Linked DNA regions of Homo sapiens: all the other regions are linked to region 3. Evidence: chromatin contacts called from ENCODE Hi-C or POLR2A ChIA-PET data. All regions are on one chromosome and are shown on one strand. Each heading gives the region's core, a stretch centred on a gene start or an enhancer-like site at or near the end of the contact. The rest is flanking DNA. Distances are from core to core; before and after follow the strand shown. Region 1 holds the start of CHMP4B (charged multivesicular body protein 4B). Region 2 holds the start of PXMP4 (peroxisomal membrane protein 4). Region 3 holds the start of PIGU (phosphatidylinositol glycan anchor biosynthesis class U).

Region 1 (4,494 bases), core at 1,108-3,607, 870 kb before region 3:
TCGCCATGTTGCCCAGGCTGGCCTCAACTCCTGGGCTCAAGCGATCCACCTGCCTTGGTCTCCCAAAATGCTGGAATTACAGGCGTGAGTCACCGCACCCAACCTCCAGTAACTTTTTTTTTTTTTTTTGACACGGAGCCTCGCTCTGTTGCCCAGGCTGGAGTGCAGTGGTGCCATCTCGGCTCACTGCCAGCTCTGCCTCCCGGGTTCACGCCATTCTCCTGCCTCAGCCTCCTGAGTAGCTGGGACTACAGGCGCGTGCCACCATGCCTGGCTAATTTTTTTGTATTTTTAGTAGAGATGGAGTTTCACCGTGTTAGCCAGGATGATCTTGATCTCCTGACCTCGTGATCCGCCCGCCTCGGCCTCCCAAAGTCCTGGGATTACAGGCATGAGCCACCGCGCCCGGCCTTTTTTTTTTTTTTTTTTTTGACACGGAGTCTCTCTCTGTCGCCCAGGCTGGAGTGCAGTGGCGCAATCTCGGCTCACTGCAAGCTCTGCCTCCTGGGTTCACGCCATTCTCCTGCCTCAGCCTCCAGAGTAGCTGGGACTACAGGCACCCGCCGCCACCATGCCAGGCTAATTTTTTGTATTTTTAGTAGAGACGGGGTTTCACCTTGTTAGCCAGGATGGTCTCGATCTCCTGACCTCGTGATCCGCCCGCCTTGGCCTCCCAAAGTGCTGGGATTACAGGCGTGAGCCACCGCGCCCGGCTCCAGTAATTTTTTTTTTCTTTTTGAGACAGAATTTTGCTCTTTTCGCCCAGGCTGGAGTGCAATAGCACGATTTCAGTTTACTGCAACCTCTGCCTCTCAGGTTCAAGTGATTCTCCTGCCTCAGCCTCCCAAGTAGCTGGGATTACAGGCGTGCGCCACCACGCCCAGCTAATTTTTTTATTTTTATTTTTTATTTTTAGTAGAGATGGGGTTTCACCACGTTGGCCAGGCTGGTCTCAAACTCCTGACCTCAGGTGATCCATCCGCCTAGGCCTGCCAGAGTGCTGAGATTACAGGTGTGAGCCACTGTGCCCAGCCCATCCAGTAATTTTTATATTTTGCAGTCTAAACCTATTCCTAAGTCAGTGCAACCATCCATTACTTTCAGTAAGTGGCTTGGTGCCACTGGTTTTAGGAGATTCCTTGCTGAAGCCTTTATACAGGCTCAATGCTTTCTGGGGGGTAACAGGTTGCTGTCAGTTGGAACACATTTTTTGTTCGTGTCTTCCACGTATAAGCTTAATGCTTTTTCTTTTCTTTTGTAAAAAAATTTATTTTCTTTTTTTCCCCTGTAAGTAAGGATACAACTTAATGCCTTTTCTATCTTAACTAAGCACTTATCACACACTGTGGCTGTAACTTTTGCAGTTTGAGGTACGACAGCAAAACCAGCATGAATTTCTTTTTCCTCTTTCACAATTCTAGGGCTAGAAGATTCGTTCTTACTGCAGACCTCAGTAAGCTCAGCATACGATTTTTTTTCTTAAGCTCAGAACTTCCACATTTACATTTAAAGGAAGCACTTTACAGCTTCATTTTGGCATATCCAAACTGCCAGCATTACTACTCTTGCACTTTGGGGCCATTATATAGTAAAATGAGGGTTACTCGAACCAAAGCACTGCAACACCGTGGCAGTCCATCTGATAACTCCTAAGCTGGTAAGTAACTAACAGATGGTAGAGGTATGTTGGACAAAGGGATGATTCACATTGCAGGTAGGATGGAACAGGATAGCACGAGATTTCATTAGGCCAATGGAAATTAAAAACTTATGAACTGTTTATTTCTGGAATTTTCTATTTAATACTGTCAGACCTTAGCTGGCCAAGTGAAACTACTCAAAGTAAAATCTCAGATAAGGGGGACACTACCGTACTTAACTGGAGAAGATACTGCTTTGCTTCTGTGACCACAGAATTGACAGGTTGAAATTGGAAACAACTGTTGCCTTCACGCTTTTAAGACAACTTCACATGAATATACATGTGAAGTTCAAGCATGGCAGTATCCCATACTAGCAATAAATTTTTGAGCAGTGTTGCACACTTACTGTCATTTCTCTTACTGTTCTGCCACTCCTACAGAGCGCAGGCCAAGGAGACTACATTTCCCAGAATGCCACACGCCCTTTGACCCCAGCTACAGCAAAAGACGCGCCGGGGAGCGCCTGAAGCCGGAAGACTATAGCTTCCCGGCATGCAGCACGCTTCCCCCTATTAGATTTGAGGCGCGGCCGGCGCGTTGCCCACTGGGAGTTGTAGTCAGTGGCGCGTTGCCCTGACGCCTGCCGGGCCGGGCGTGGGGGCCTGTGGGAGGTGGCGCGGCCGGGCCCAGCTGCGGGGCGGAGGCGGAGGCGGAGGAGAGGCCTGCGGCGGCAGGGAGCGGCGGGACTGGGAGCGGGCGCCGGAGCCGACCCGAGCCGAGCCGAGCCGAGCCGAGCCGGAGCGGGCGGCGAAGGCCGGCGCGGCGAGCAGCAACCATGTCGGTGTTCGGGAAGCTGTTCGGGGCTGGAGGGGGTAAGGCCGGCAAGGGCGGCCCGACCCCCCAGGAGGCCATCCAGCGGCTGCGGGACACGGAAGAGATGTTAAGCAAGAAACAGGAGTTCCTGGAGAAGAAAATCGAGCAGGAGCTGACGGCCGCCAAGAAGCACGGCACCAAAAACAAGCGCGGTGAGGCTGCCCGGCCCCTTCAGACTTGCCACGGGCTCCCCCCAGGCTCCCCGGGCCCGGACTTCACCTTCATCAGACTCGCCTCGGGGTCTGGTCTGACCCTGGAACTCTCCGGGTCAGACTTCTTGCCGGGTCTGGGACCCCCTCCCCGACTCCCTTCAATGTCTCCCCGATCCCTGGACTTTTCCATCGTCAGACTTATTCTGCCCTCTCCCCTCAGCCTCTCTCCACCCCGCCAGGTCCCTTCAGACCCCAATCTCACAGCACTTTCCTCCGCCCTCACTCTGTCCCTTTCTCTTCCGCCTTTTCCTTCTCGCCTCACCCACCTGCCTAGCTACTGCCCCTGCCTCCTCCTCGGCTCATTTCTGCCCCCATCCTAGCATTTCTGTGCTTCCTGGTCCTACCTGTGCCCTCTCCCGACTCCTCGGTGGAATCTGTGAGCTGCCCCTTGGCCTCTCCCCTGTCCTCTTGTCTCAGAATTCTCGTTGAAAAGCCTCCTTGCTGGAGAGAAAAGGGGACTGGGGGAGATGAGACCCCCGATTCCTGCTCTATTCACTTGCTGAGTGAACTTGAGCAAGTTGCTTTCCCTTTGAGGCCTCAGTTTCCCCATCCGTCAGCCAGAGTTCGGCCTCTGTTGAGGCCTAAGGTGTTTTCCAGCGTTGTGATTCACTTTTTGTTGCCTCGTAGCTTGACCTTACCAAAGTTTCCCGTGGCGCAAGCCTTCACCCCATGACTCACCGCTTCCCCATCCGTCTGAACCAGAAATAGAGACTCCCGACTGCTCCCCAGTCCCCACTACTAGGATTCAGGGCCCCAGTATTGAATCTTGAGGCACTGCTTACTTTACTTCCTGTTGTCGTATGGCTTTCTGGGCATTCCAAGTGCTTTGTGTTTTTCTTAAGTGAGATGAATGTGAAAATGCTTTAAAACTGTAAAGCAGTTTAGAAATGTTTGCTTTTTCTTGTTATGGCCATGTGAGAGTGAATCACAGAACGACATCCCTTCCCCTTGAGAGGGGTTTAGGATTGAGGTAATTCACTCAGAAGTCTGCTAGTGACTAGCAGTGCGACCTTGAGCTCATTTACCTTTCTGAAAGGAAAATCATGGATTTACAGTGCTCAGCACATAGTAGGGGCTAAATCGATGTTTTCTCCATTCTAATAGGAGAACAAAATAGCCTATCTGGAGGATGCTTCTCTGCTGATAGTCAACAGATATTCTGGAAATTCTTTTTAGTGCCTGCTGCATGCGCTGTATTCATAGGGGTGAACAAAACACGGCCTCAACCCTAATGGGAGAGAAGACAGAAACAGGAAAATAAATGAAGAAAATATTGTCCGGGGGTGATAAGTACTAAACACACAAAAAGATGGTCTGATAGGGAGTGGTGGAGTGGGAGGGATGCCACTTTGGATAGAATGGTCAGGGAAGGCGTCTTTGAAAAGGTAAAGTTTGAACTGAGTCTGGAGAAGGAACCAGCTCTGTAAAAAAAAAAAAAAAAGGGGGAGGAGCCTTCTGGGCGTGGAAAGCAGCATGGGAAAAGGCTCGGAGGTTAGCAGGTTGTAAGAAACCGAAGAGAGAGACCCTTGTGTCCAGAATGTAGTGCTTGGAGGGAGAGTGGTATGGAATAAAGGGGGCGGGGCTTGGACTTTGAACCTGTTGGTGAAGAGTTTGAATTTTATTCCAAGTGGATGGAAAGTTTTTGGAGAGTATTTTGTTGGAACGTGTCCTTATTGACAGAGTTTTTAAAACATCATCTGGCTGCTCTTTGGAGAGTGGGTGGGGGATGCGGGTGGGAGCAGGGAGAACAGTGAGGAGGCAGCTGC
Region 2 (4,043 bases), core at 134-2,633, 960 kb before region 3:
ACTCTGTCACCCAGGCTGGAGTGCAGTGGCACAATCTCAGCTCACTGCAACCTCCACCTCCTGGGTTCAAGCGGTTCTCCTGCCTCAGCCTCCCATGTAGCCGGGACTACAGGCATGTGACACTACACCCGGCTAATTTTTGTATTTTTGGTAGAAACGGGGTTTTGCCATGTTGGCCAGGCTAGTCTCGAACTCCTGACCTCAGATAATCCGCCTGCCTCGGCCTCCCAAAGTGCTAGGATTACAGGTGTGAGCCACCGTGGCCAGCCTGTGCTAAGCATTTCACACATATTGACTCAATCCTGATAGTATAAGTACTAGTACCATGCCCATTTTACAGATATTGAGGCTTAGAGAGGCTAAATGACTTCCTCCAGATCACACGGGTAGGTGGGGCCAGGGTTCAAGCCAAGGCATCCACATCCTTCCCACCATCCCACGTTGCCACTAGGATGCCAATTCTGGGGGACACAAACCACTTTCTCTGGTTTGTTCTCTGCTTTGTCCCCGGTTCTGGCACTGTAGGCCCTCAATAAATGGTGGCTGTTATGCACTAGGTTTAAAGGAGACTGAGCTCCCCTCTAGGCACCAGCCAGGGCAATGACCCCAAGACCTCTCTTGCAGGTAAGATGCCAGGATAGTTGCAGCTTCTTTTACATTCATTGTCACGTCCCAGGAGCCCCCTGAGCCGAACGGGACTTAGCGCTGGAGTCCTACAGGTGAGAAGTGAGAAGCAGGATGCAAGCCCATGGGCAAGCTTCATGGGGACAGAATAGACAGGAGGCATCCGCCTGCCAGCTAGAGGCCAGAGTCCAGTTCCCCATTGTGCAGATGGGGCCGTTGAGGCCCAAAGGCACACAGAGAGGTGAGGTGAACTGAACCCAAATGAGGGGATACAGAAGCTGGCATGGGAGGAGTCAAAGCAAGAGGGCCAGGCTGCAAAGGTTGGAAGACCCAGAAAATGTGCAGTGGGAGCCCCAGTTCAGAGCTGGGAAGGCGCGCAAGCCAAAATCCAGCTCCCATTGCACAGATGGTGACCTCCGAGACTTAGAGACACACGAGGACTGCTCCAGGGCAAACAGCACCGCGGCATCGGACTTCGAACTCGCGCCTCTGACCCCAGGCAGGACATCCCTCAGCCCCAGCCCGGCCCGACGGCCCCACTCACACAGCCCCGTTCCGGAAGCCCTTAAGCACGGCCAACGCAGCGTGGTAGCGGCGCTTGCGCAGCAGTGCGTTGACGACTACGAGCAGAGCCCTTAGCTGCGGCGGGGCTGCCATAGTGCGGGCTGCGCGCAGGGTCGGGGTTAGGAACTGTAAGCGCACTGACAGCCGGAGGTTCCAGCTGCGCGCCCACAGCCCCTCGGTAGCGCCGCCGACTCGTGGCGTCTATAGGCTGTTTCTGCGTCACTCATGCATGGAAGACCAATCAGAGAGCGTACTTGTCTCATGGGACAATAGCACTCATCGAAATAGTTGTCTGACTGGAAGAGAAAGGAAAGCTTGTAGCCAATCACAGTGGGCTCCGCCCAAGGTCACACACGATTTGTCCAATCAGAAGGCACTTTCCCTTGGGCCATGTTGGGTTCACGAGTGGGTTTGGAAGGAGGCGTGTACTTGGAAGGAGGGCTCCTGAATGAGGAGTGGCCCTGCTTAGAGATGGGATGGGCGACAGGTGATGATACAGGGAGGAGCAGGGCCCCATCTTTATGCGAGATAGTTCTGACTGGGATATCCTTTACCATAGCGATCTTCCCAGAGTGTCAGTCACATGGCCCCTCAATGGCTTCCATGTACGTATGTATGTTTTGAGATGCAGCCTCGCTCTGTCACCCAGGCTGGAGTGCAGTGGCGCGATCTCGGCTCACTGCAACCTCCACCCCCCAGGGTTCAAGCAGTTCTCCTGCCTCAGCCTCCTGAGTAGCTGGGACTACAGGCACCCACCACCATGCCTGGCAAATTTTTTTGTATTTTTAGTAGAGACGGGGTTTCACCATGTTGGCCAGGCTGCTCTCCTGACCTCAGGTGATCCACCTGCCTCGGCCTTCCAAAGTGCTGGGATTACAGGCGTGAACCCAGCCGGCGTCCACTTATTCTTAGAATCCAAACTCCTCCCCAAGGCCCAAGAGAGAAGACCTCCTGTGATCTGGTCCGTGCCTCTCCCTCTGACCCCACGTTCCAGCACTTGCCACCTCACTGCTTCCCAGCCAAACAGCCTCCTTTCTGTTCCTTGGGCCAAGAACCCTTCTACCTCAGGGCCTTTGCACTTGCTGGTTCCCTGCTTGATATTCGCCATCCTGGGCTCTTCCCATGATGGGCTTCTTCTCATCCTTCAGGTTTCAGCTCAAATGCCACTTCATCAGAGAGACTTTCTGAGACATCCAATTTGAAGTAGCACTGTCCACTCTGACTCATTACCCTGGCTCTTTTTTTTTTTTTTTTTTTTTTAGACTGAGTCTCGGATCTATCACCCAGGCTGGAGCGCAGTAGTGTGATCTCAGCTCACTTCAACTTCTGCCTCCCAGGTTCAAGGGATTCTTCTGCCTCAGCCTCCTGAGGAGCTAGGACTACAGGTGCATGCCACCACGCCCGGCTAATTTTTGTATTTTTAGTAAAGACGGGGTTTCACCATATTGGCCAGGCTAGTCCAAACTCCCGACCTTGTGATCCGCCCGCCTCGGCCTCCCAAAGTGCTGGAATTACAAATGTGAGCCATCGTGCCCGGCCACCCTGGTTCTTATGTGTTTTTTTTTTTTATAGAACTTTTGACACTTTAGACTTGTTTACTATGTGTTCATTGTCCATTGCCCTTATCAAACTGTAAATTCTATGAAGGAAGAAATCTTATTTGTCTTGTTTTCTGCTGTAACCCCAACACTAGGCACATGGTGGGTACTCAACACTTGCTTGTTTAAGCAACACATAGTTTTGGGTTGTCATCTCTGAGAGCATTGATGGGTGACATTAACATATGATGTCACTATGTGGAGTTGTCACTGAATAACAGCTACACACTGAGTGGTGGCTGTGACTTGTGAGGGTGTCCCCTGGTACTTGGGCCATATGGTATTTACCAGTGATGTTATTTGCTCAGTGTCAGGGGACAATTTCAGAGGTCAATGAAGGAGGGAGTTGTGCTGGGCCTATTTTGTCACTGAAACTGGGTTGTCCGGGATTTTTCTTTTGTGATGGTAGGCTACTTTATTCAGTTCATCCTTCCTCTGAAGATAATGACTATGTTAGATAATATATTAAAATATCCTCTTAAAAACACTGAAGTTCCTTGGCTGGGCACAGTGGCTCATGCCTGTAATCCCAGCACTTTGGGAAGCCGAGGCGGGCGGATCACTTGAAGCCAGGAGTTCGAGACCACCCCTGACCAACATGGTGAAACCCCGTCTCTAAAAAATTAAAAAACAAAAACAAAAACAAAAAAACACTGAAGCTCTGCCAGGTGCGGTAGGTAGCTCACGCCTGTAATCCCGGCACTTTGGGAAGCCAAGGTGGGTGGATCTCTTGAGCCCAGGAGTTCAAGACCAGCCTGGGCAACATGGCGAAAACCCATCTCTACTAAAAATACAAAAATTAGCCAGGCCTGGTGGCACACACCTGTAGTCCCAACTACAGGTGCGGGAGGATCACCTGAGCCTGGAGAGGTCAACACTGCGGTGAGCGGTGATCACGCCACTGGACTCCAGCCTGGGTGACTGAGACCCTGTGTCAAACTGAAGTGCTTAAAAGTATGAGGAATGTGGCCGGGCACGGTGGCTCACGCCTTTAATCCCAGCACTTTGGGAGGGTGAGGTGGGTGGGTCACCTGGGGTCGGAGTTCGAGACGAGCCTGACCAACACAGAGAAATCCTGTCTCTACTAAAAATACAAAATTAGCCGGGCGTGGTGGCACGTGCCTGTAATCCCAGCTACTCAGGAGGCTGAAGCAGGAGAATCGCTTGAACCCGGGAGGCAGAGGTTGCAGTAAGCTGAGATCGCGCCGCTGCACTCCAGCCTGGGCAACCAGAGCGAAAGTCCATCTTTTTTTTTTT
Region 3 (4,440 bases), core at 823-3,322:
AGGCAGATCACCTGAGGTCGGGAGTTCAAGACCAGCCTGACCAACATGGAGAACCCCTGTCTCTACTAAAAATACAAAATTAGCCAGGCATGGTGGTGCATGCCTGTAATCCCAGCTGCCCAGGAGGCTGAGGCAGAAGAATTGCTTGAACCCAGGGGGCGGAGGTTATGGTGAGCCGAGATCGCACCATTGCACTCCAGCTAGGGCAATGAGAGTGAAACTCCATCTCAAAAAAAAAAAAAAAAAAAAAGAGAGAGAGAGAAAATGTGGAAAAACCGGATATAAACAGGTAATTATGAGATAAGAAATGCTCTTAGTAGGGTGTAGAGGAAGAAGGGCCTAATACTGCCTCAGGTTTTCAGTTATCCAGAAGAAAACAGGAACCAAATGGCTTCGATTCATTTCAACAGAAAAATAATACGCAGAGGTAACAAATCCAAGCTCTTACAATCTCAGACATGAATTATTACTATCTTTATTACCATTCCCCAACTAGGAAACCTGGGCAAATTAACTTCTCTAAATTTCAGTTCCCTCATCTGTAAAAGGGGGAAAATAACACCATCTATCACATAGAAATAAATGTGAGGACTAAATGAGAAAAGGTATATGTTACCATTTTTAGAAACCTTAACTCTATTCATAAAACACCCATTCATTATGCCGTTCCCCATACCAACATTCTATGGGATAACATCAAAACGTTAGCCTTGGCCAGGTGCCATGGCTCACGCCTGAAATCCCAGCACTTTGGGAGGCCAAGTGAGACTGCTTGAGTCCAGGAGTTCCAGACCAGCCTGGGCAACATAGAAAGACCCTGTCTCTAAACAAAAAACAAAAACAAAAACAAAAAAACTTTAGCATTTAAAGGACACAAAGGGGACTTCTGGGGTGCTGATACTGTTTCTTGAACTAGGTGCTGGCTACATGAGTGAATACAGTTTTTAAAAATTCATTGAACTCTACACTTACTTAATATGCATTGTATGTATACTGTACTTCAGTAAAAAAAAAAAAAAAAAAGTTGTTTGTTTTTTTTTAATCATCAAACTCTGGCCTAAACCTAGCTTCCACCCCATTACTCCCCTGCTTTGGACATTTCACATCCTTGAACGTTTCTTCATCCTATTTACTTTCTGCTACCTGGAACTCTCCTTTTCTCTAATCTCCCTTTCAAAACCCTACATCCTTCAAGAGTCAGCTCAAATCCCACATTCTGGAAAACTGGAAAGGTAGGGGATAGTTTATTCAGGGTCAGAATACTAAGGAAGGAACTGGGTGGACACATAAAGTATACTTTTCATGAATTATTATAACGATTTGTCTCCCTCACTAGCCTGTGCAGCTACTTCAGGCCAACTTCGCTTTCTCGCTGTAGGCGTTAGTATAAAACAATGTTCGGTGAAGAACTTAGTAAGGAACAGTAACAAAAATTGCCCTGCAAGTCCCAGACTGAGAAGAGACGTCTAAAGCACACGCACACTCTCCTCGCTTAAGCAAAATTGGTCCCCTCATCCCGGACCCCCTCACACATAACCTTTTATCCCAGGGAGCACCCCTGGCGATCCCGCCCCAAATCCCAAACTCCTCTGCAAGCCGCGCTCCACAAGCACCTCCTCCTCTTATTCCAACCCTTCCCACAGACCACACTCCTCGGCTCAGGACACTGAATGGGACACGCCCCCTCAGATCCCCACCACTAGGTGGTCCGGCCCCCAGGGCCCAAACCTCACGACACTGTCCCCACGCCCCGGTCCCCACGCCCCCTCCCCTCACCAGCCCCGCCCTCAGGCCCCGCCCTCTCCAAGAACCCCACGAGACAGTCAGTTAGTTCTCTAGGAACCGCGCGCTGGCGGTCACTGCCCCCGCCTCCCATTCACAGAGGCCGCGGGAGGGCAGGTGGGGCCTGACAGTCTGCTCGAGCCAGTGGCCTCACCTCTCTTCCAAGAGCTCAGTGGGGACACCACCTCCACCCGCTCGGAAATGAACTCGGCCAGACTGGAGCGGAACAAGGCCGCCCGCACTGTCACAGCCACCACCAGCACCAGGACCAAGGGAGCCGCCATGATAACTGGGGCGGGCGCGCGGGCGGGGAGGGAAGGCGAGGCGGAGGAGCCTCGCGCGCTGTGCGCCACGCTCTGTAGTTCCGCGGGTGGGCGCGCGCTGCCGCTGGCGCCGGAGAGGCCAGACGTGGGGACTACGGCTCCCAGAAAGCCTTGCGGCGAGGCGGGCCGGAGCGACGGAAAGCGGGCGCCTCAAGCTGCGTATGCAGAAGGTGGGGCGAAACCTTCTACGATCGCAGGTGTTTTGTGAAGCCGCGCCGCTATAGCGGGGCTGAAACGCTGCTGAAAGTAGAAGCGGAAGTAGTCGCCTTCCTGGGATTGTGAGAGACTTTTAAACAGATGTTAAATTCACTCTTGCGTGTATGTTTTCAATGCCAAAATGTTTATTTTTATTTTTATTTTTATTTTTTTTGAGACGGAGTCTCGCTCTGTCGTCCGGCTGGAGTGCAGTGGCGCGATCTTGGCTCACTGCAACTTCCGCCTCCTGGGTAGCTGGGATGACAGGCGCCCACCACCACGCGCGGCTATTTTTTTTTTTTTTTTTTTTTTGTATTTTTAGTAGAGATGGGGTTTCACCATGTTGGCCAGGTTGGTCTCGAACTCCTGACCTCAGGTGATCCGCCCGCCTCGGCTTCCCAAAATGCTGGGATTACAGGCGTGAGCCACCGCACCCTGCCCAAAATGTTTATGTTTTTTGTTTTTGAGACAGGGTCTCAGTGCCGTCGCCCAGGCTGGAGTGCAGTGGCGCAATCTCAGCTCACTGCAGCCTGGACCTCCCGGGCTCCAGAGTAGCTGGGACCACAGGTGCGCGCCACCACACCCGGCTAAGTTTTTGTACTTTTAGTAGAGACGGGGTTTCGCCATGTTGCCCAGGCTGGTACCTTTTATGTTTTTAAAGAGTGTTAAATGTGTATTTTTTAAAAAATTTATTCTGGCAGTTGTTTGTTAAACGCCAACTATTTTCCAGGCACTATGTTAGGTTCTACAGATGCGTTTTGGAGTAGTAGACTGATTTATTAGCTAGTTCAACAAGTCGCTTAACCCTTGTGTGCTGAAAAATGTGCTGATTATAGGCTAACTAGGGACAGTTGAGGAAGGCTTAGAAATTTTTTTTTTGTTTTGGAAACGGAGTTTCGCTCTTATTGCCCGGGTTGGAGTGCAATGGCGCGATCTCAGCTCACTGCAACCTCCGACTCCCAGGTTCAAGCGATTCTCCTGCCTCAGCCTCCCGAGTAGCTGGGATTACATGCATGCGCCATCACGCCCGGCTAATTTTTTGTAATTTTAGTAGAGACAGGGTTTCTCTATGTTGGTCAGGCTGGTCTCGAACTCCAGACTTCAGGCGATCCACCTGCCTGCCTCGGCCTCCCAAAGTGCTGGGATTACAGGCTTGTGTCATCGTGCCTGGCCGGAAGGCTTAGAAATTTTGCCAGTCGCTTTTAAACACAGGCATTTTTGAAAATTAAGACATATAAACCTACAGTTAAATAACTTATATTGAAAACAACGGAATACATATTCAACACGTCACTTTCTAATTATTTTACTACACTTTTTTTTATATGTGCTTTTGAGATTATTTACCACCGCTGTATCAGTACAGCAAATACTATCTCTTTCTCTTCCCAAATGGTGGTGTTCAGTTTCCTCAGGTTGATAGATTGAAAATCCCTCCCAATGCGAGTGTTTACACCACAGGAATCAGCAAACACTACAAATCAGGGGTTTGGGGTTTGGAGAGCCCATTGATAAGCATTAAGCAGCACACTTCATTAATTAATGTATAGTAAGTGCTTAAATATTAGCAATAATAATATTAAATGTGCAAGGAAATTTCATATTTGTGAAGAAAAGGAAACAGGCTGGACGCAGTGGCTCACGCCTGTAATCCCAGCACTTTGGAAGGCCGAAGCAGCCGGATCACTTGAGGTCAGGAGTTTGAAACCAGCCTGCCCAACATGGTGAAACCTCGTCTCTATTAAAATTACAAAAATTAGCCAGGCATGGTGGCCTGTGCCTGCAGTCCCAGCTACTCAGGAGGCTGAGGCAAGAGAATCACTTGAACCTGGGAGGCGGAGGCTACAGCGAGCCAAGATAGCGCCATTGCACTCCAGCCTGGGCGACAGAGCCAGACTCTGTCTCAAAAAAAGAAAGAGAGAGAAGAAAGAAAACGAAACAGTGTATGACTGAGAATAACTGCTGGTGTAATAATAAGGGTGGTAACACTAGACAAGGTGATCAGGGAAGACTCTAGAAAGAGGTGATATTTGAGCTGAGACCTAAAGGATGAGAAATTAATCAGAGCCTCCAAGCAGAAGGAACGGACTGAGTGGGGAAAGAGCAAGGTATGTTTGAGGATCAGAAAGAAAACAAGTAT

Evidence for each region. A loop is a pair of places that touch in the nucleus more often than their neighbours do. ChIA-PET counts read pairs that join two places held with the same protein, here RNA polymerase II (POLR2A). Pooled maps may share reads with other maps.
Region 1: a map of B cell shows a loop between it and region 3 (30-fold over the local background). The contact joins the promoter of CHMP4B here to the promoter of PIGU in region 3. A Hi-C loop is called at or near these places in 4 of 168 maps with a recorded cell type or tissue (B cell, CD4-positive, alpha-beta memory T cell, CD8-positive, alpha-beta T cell and 1 more) and 11 of 50 pooled maps.
Region 2: a loop to region 3 is called in a map with no recorded cell type, with 18 times the contacts of the local background. The contact joins the promoter of PXMP4 here to the promoter of PIGU in region 3. A Hi-C loop is called at or near these places in 2 of 37 single-sample maps with no recorded cell type and 7 of 50 pooled maps. POLR2A ChIA-PET finds 5 or more read pairs at or near these places in 3 of 52 experiments (HEK293, activated naive CD4-positive, alpha-beta T cell and naive thymus-derived CD8-positive, alpha-beta T cell).

The regions. Positions count from the first base shown.
Region 1 is chr20:33,808,991-33,813,484 of GRCh38, forward strand. It overlaps CHMP4B (charged multivesicular body protein 4B), which reads left to right and starts at 2,358. Exons shown (of 5, transcript NM_176812.5): 1 at 2,358-2,668. The coding sequence starts at 2,479. ZNF341-AS1 (ZNF341 antisense RNA 1) reads right to left here and starts at 2,109. Exons shown (of 4, transcript NR_110623.1): 1 at 2,050-2,109. RefSeq lists enhancers at 2,033-2,327, 2,067-2,146, 2,913-3,753, 3,582-3,651 and a silencer at 2,207-2,486.
Region 2 is chr20:33,718,927-33,722,969 of GRCh38, forward strand. PXMP4 (peroxisomal membrane protein 4) reads right to left here and starts at 1,384. Exons shown (of 4, transcript NM_007238.5): 1 at 1,169-1,384. The coding sequence starts at 1,281. RefSeq lists an enhancer at 931-980.
Region 3 is chr20:34,675,020-34,679,459 of GRCh38, forward strand. PIGU (phosphatidylinositol glycan anchor biosynthesis class U) reads right to left here and starts at 2,073. Exons shown (of 12, transcript NM_080476.5): 1 at 1,937-2,073. The coding sequence starts at 2,066. RefSeq lists enhancers at 1,541-2,427, 2,428-3,313 and silencers at 1,693-1,792, 2,033-2,142.